Regions from separate parts of the Homo sapiens genome. Here region 2 is linked to region 1. Evidence: chromatin loops called from intact Hi-C (ENCODE). Cell type or tissue: dorsolateral prefrontal cortex. All regions are shown on one strand. Region 1 has its middle 13 kb from the start of SPATA12. Region 2 has its middle 56 kb from the start of ARHGEF3-AS1.

Region 1 (2,500 bases):
GCAGTCCTCCCACTTCAGCCTCCTGAGTAGCTGAGACTACAGGCATGCATCACCATACCTGGCTAATTTTTTAGTTTTTGTAGAGATGGGGTCTCACTATGTTGCTCAGGCTGGTCTCGAACTTCTGGCCTGAAGTGATCCTCCTGCCTCAGCTTCCCAAAGTGCTGGGATTACAGGCATAAGCCACCGTGCCCGGCTCCTGGGAGGGATCTTTAAAGTTCAGATTCCCAGACCCAGCCTTGGCAAGTCTGTTTCAGAAGGTCTGAGCTGAGCAGAGCATGATTCTCTGCTTGGATGATTCTACCCAGCCATGTCAGAACACCTGTAGGCTCTTAACGCTGTGTGTCCTCCTAGCTCTGACATCCTCGTCCTCAGCCACAGGCCCTGGCATGTCCTGCCATGCTGGGTGAAGTTGGTTTTCTTGGTGCCAGGTCACCAGGTGGGGTTTCTGGGTAGTGGCAATGGCTGTTCCCCTCCTGCAATTAGCAGGAGTTAAAATGTCTGGGTTCTGAACTTGTGTGTCTCTGCTGCCACCAGTAATTACACAAGGTCAAGTAGGTTTATGATAGCTGAAATTCTAACAGTTTGGGGGCCTGTGTCCCCAATTCGCTTTGGTTTGTGGTCTCATTCTCCCAGCCAGCCTTAAGGAGGAGGGGGGCGTGGGGCACAGCTGCTCCTACCCCGAGAGCACACAGAGCTCAAGTGCCAGGCTTTGCCTCCGGAAGCATCTGTCTATTTCCATTGTCTGCCTCTCCTTGGACACAGAAGAATGATTATAACCAAATGGAGGGGTCCTCCTTCACCCGATCTCCCTGCACATTTCCAGATGGCTTTTGTAGAAGTTGTAGTCTTGCTCTTGATGTGCAAATCTGTTGGGTAATAGAGGTCTCATCGTGCTGGAAGAAGTGCCTCCCCAGTTAATTCTCCTCCACCCAAGCAGTCAGTGAAGGTTCAGCAGCTGGCAGAATGGAAATTGATGGTGGACATGTGACTTGACTGGCTGAGCTCCATAATGCTCATTCCTCATTGTCATTTCTCATGTGCACTGTGGGTGTGTGTCTCTTGGACAAGAGGATTGTGGTCTGGAATCCTGGAGGGATCTTGCAAAGCAGATCCAGATCTTGGTGTATGGAGTTAGGGCGGGGTGGTGGTGGTGCTGGATGGAGTGGGAGGGAAGACCTGGATCCTCTGAAGGCCAGCGCGTGTCTGGGCCAGCAGGAAGGGGCTGAAGTGCGTGAAGGCTCATCCAAGGGTTACTATCAGTCAGGTCACTTTCTCTGTGACTGTGGCTGAGCTTTACTGCCTCTGGAGATCCACATGCCTGTACAATCTTGCCTTCTGGGTGGGTCTGTAATTGTTCCTCATGGGTATTTTAGTAATGTCTGGATGTATCTTTCCCCCACTTCTTCTCACCCTCCTGTTTGCTCAAGCATCCCAGCTCCGGAAGGCTTCAGATTCTATCTCCTGCTCCTTTAACCCAGCTGCCCTGGGTTCACTTCATTCCAACAGAGGTCTCCTCTCTTACATCCAGCTCCCAAAATCGACAGCATTGAATACAACGCTGACTCTGAAACTTGCTCACTGGGGGATCTCCAAAAGGCTTTTTAACTTCTCCAAGAGACCCTCTGCTTTCCCATCTTTTTTGGTTTGTTTTTATAAAGGAGGAAAGGACACTGACCTTTGCATGGCACTGTGCTGGGCTCTTTGCTTACACTGCTTCATTGGATCTCCATAATAGTCCCATGAGATGGACACCATTACGACCCCTGCTTTCTAGTTGGGGAAACTGAGGCATAGAGCAGTCCTTTCCAAGATCTTATAGCTGCTAAGTAGCAGAGGTCGAATGAATTTAAGTCCCAATAGTTTCACTTTGTTGTTGTTGTTGTTTTTGAGACGAAGTTTTTTTTTTGTTTGTTTTTGTTTTTGTTTCTGTTTGAGACGGAGTCTTACTTATTCTGTCACCCAGGCTGAAGTGCAGTGGCAAAATCTCGGCTCACTGCAGCCTCCACCTCCCGGTTCAAGTGATTCCCCTGCCTCAGCCTCCTGAGTAGCTGGGATTCCAGGCTCATGCTACCACGCCCAGCTAATTTTTGTAGTTTTAGTGGAGACGGGGTTTCACCATGTTGGCCAGATTGGGCTTGAACTCCTGACCTCAGGTGATCTGCCCACCTTGGCTCCCAAAGTGCTGGGATTACAGGCGTTAGCCACCACACCAGGTCCCAGTAGTCTAATTTTGGAACCCCAGGCCTCCATTGGCTTTCTCTGTTGTAAATGTTTTTGCAATATAGATGTTTTAATAGCTTATGTAAAATCTTGTCATTGTGTAATTATGGTATTATGGAATCACATTTCTCTTGCATTTAGTTCATGTAAACGAAACTAGAATCTCTTAGGAAAAAAAGAGAAAAACAGCAGTTTAATCTCACTGTTCCACTTAATGAGTGTATATTCTGAAGGATACAGGAGATTGGGGGTGGTGAATCTGCTGGACTCCCTGTAC
Region 2 (2,500 bases), 52 kb after region 1:
GTGTTGGGCCACGTTCAAAGCTGTACTGGGCCCGCCTGCGGGCCACAGGTTGCACAAGCTTGGGCTATAGGGTCTGCATAGCTGTGCTTTTTTATCTTGGATTTTATTCTGTAAGAGATACGGGGCCTTGCTGTCTTAGTCCATTTGAGCTGCTGTAGCAATACATCATAAAGAGAGTGGCTTATAAACAACAGAAATTTATTGATTTCTCACAGTTCTGGAGGCTGAGAAGTCCAAGGTCAAGGTGCCAGCAGATTCAGCATCTTGTGAGGGCCCATTTCCTCGTTCATAGATGGTGCCTTCTCACTGTGTCCTCATGAGATGGAAAGGAAAGAAGCTCTCTGGGGCCTTTTATTAATGCACTAATCCCATTCATTTAATCACCTTCCAGAGGCCCTACCTCCTCATACCATCACATGGGGGATTAGGTTTCAACCCATGAATTTTGGTGAGACACAAACATTCAGACCATAGCAATTTCAAGGGTTTGAAATGGGATGAGGAAGGAATAACTATATTTGAGATTTAGAAGCTTCTCGTTTGCAGTGTGCAGGGAGAGCTAAGATAGGGAATAGACAGGAGAGGAGGGGGTTTGAAGCAGAGTGGATGCAGAAATGAGGGAGGGTGGCTCAGCAGACCCCCTGGGTTCCACAGTGGAAATGGGGGCAGATGGTGATGCCAGTCATTAAGACTGTGTTTCAGTTGGTGAGTCCCAGTCTCTAGGTCTACAAAATGAGAATAAGGGATGATGATGGGGATTAAAGGCAATCTCATGGGGGCTGTGCTTGGAGGGCACTGTCACCTGTGTTTTTTTCCTTCTTTCAATTGAAAGCTCCCAACCTTGTGTTCCAATCCCCCAGGGCCTTGCTCTTTGATAACTCAGCTGATGAATTACTTCTCATCACAGGTGGGAGTTAATGGTTGATGGGAATTAATATGTTATCCGGTCCTGGTAGCCTATTTCCATTTTAAACAGAGGTTCTCACTAACTAGACTAAAGGAGTCCTCAGACTTTTAGGGCAGCCTTGAATTTGTCATCAAAATTTTGCCAGAAAATCTTCAAATGTCCAATTTTAGCTTCAACTTATATTTTTTAGTTTCCTCTCTATTCAACTTACATTTTTTAGGTTTCTCTCTACTGGGGTCTCAAATTGAGACCAGGTTAAAAAAAATTCTCTCTCTCTCTCTCTCTCTCTCTCTCTCTCTCTCTCTCTCTCTCTCTCTCGGAAAATTTACTCTCTTTTGCCCCCTAGTGTCAGACTTTTGAATACCTCTTTGAGTCCAGTCACTTTGGGATTGATTGAAAAAATGATGATTGCATGTCTCCTGTTTGCTGGGTGCCACAAAGATCCTCACTGCCTGATCTTATCATGGCCATTCAGTCCATTCCTAAAGAAGCAGCAAGGCATATAAACAAAGTTAAAATGAATTCTGTCTGGAAGATTTTATATCTTTTTTTTAGCATTTCACATTACTCTTTGATACAACAAATCAGAGTCATCAGAGGACGAGCTTGGTAAAGGACAGTTGTCAAAGTCCTAATTCCTGAGAAGGACAAGATGCCTCTTCACTGAACTCCACCCCCCAGACGCCGGCCTCAGCTCATAGCACAGAGGAAAATTATGATCCTTGAGCATAAATTGCTTTACAAAGAGTTGAAAATTGGTGCTCTGTGCCCCAGCCATTGTATTAGTCCATTTTCACACTGCTATTAAAGAACTACCTGAGACTGGGTAATTTATAAAGAAAAGAGATTTAATTGATGAACAGTTCCCCAGAGGAGAACTGAGGCCCAGTCTCCTGAGGCCTCAGGAAACTTAGAATCATGGCAGAAGGCAAAGAGGAGGCATGGCACATCTTACATGGGGTCAGGAGAGAATGAGAGTGAGGGGGGACGTGCCACACTTTTAAACCATCAGATCCTGAGAGAACTCACTCACTGTCACAAGAACAGCAAGGGGGAAATCCACCACCAGGTCCAGTCACCTCTCACCAGGCCCTTCCCCTGACACATGGGGATCACAGTTTCACATGAGATTCAGAGACACAGATCCAAACCATATCAGTCAGTCATCATTCCTGCCGCATCTTGTATTTTCTTCTATTGTCCTGGATTCGGGGGAGTGTGGGAAGTTTTTAAGTTATACTGTGTTTTGTTACAGGTTTAATGAGAAAAATATGAAAAGATTACCCATCCATACCGTTGCTAGTATCTTGAGACAATTAAGGCATATGGTAATGGAAAAATATGAACTCTTCAGCGAGGGTGGTGGAAACTCCTTTTCCAAGAGGGAAAAGGGAAATCCCTTTTCCAAGAGGGCTGTTGAAACTCTTTTCCCTTTCTGGCGAATAATTTTAGAAAAATAGTCATGTTATCCACAAAGTAGTCTCTTTTGAAAAATCCAAACAGATTGAAAAAAGAGACTTAAATTCTCCGTAAGTTATATTTTAATGCTCAGGATGATTCAGGTCAGTGCCCAACACAGTGCCTGATGCACAT

What was found. Peaks named below come from ENCODE experiments on the same cell type or tissue, not always from the same donor. Only the 100,000 strongest peaks of a DNase experiment are listed, where the experiment ranks them.
Region 2: it touches region 1 in a loop (2.6-fold over the local background); 3 of 110 quality-filtered maps call a loop at or near these places.

Annotation. Positions count from the first base shown.
Region 1 is chr3:57,046,786-57,049,285 of GRCh38, reverse strand. It overlaps a transcript of ARHGEF3 not described here. Among named protein-coding and RNA genes, the nearest start is that of SPATA12, 13 kb to the left of the region's middle. In dorsolateral prefrontal cortex, no CTCF peak of the experiment used is centred here; a DNase peak (open chromatin) is centred at 1,022; H3K4me3 peaks cover 532 bases; H3K27ac peaks cover 401 bases.
Region 2 is chr3:56,994,346-56,996,845 of GRCh38, reverse strand. It overlaps a transcript of ARHGEF3 not described here. Among named protein-coding and RNA genes, the nearest start is that of ARHGEF3-AS1, 56 kb to the right of the region's middle. In dorsolateral prefrontal cortex, CTCF peaks have their summits at 1,048 and 1,249 (motif pointing left); no DNase peak of the experiment used is centred here.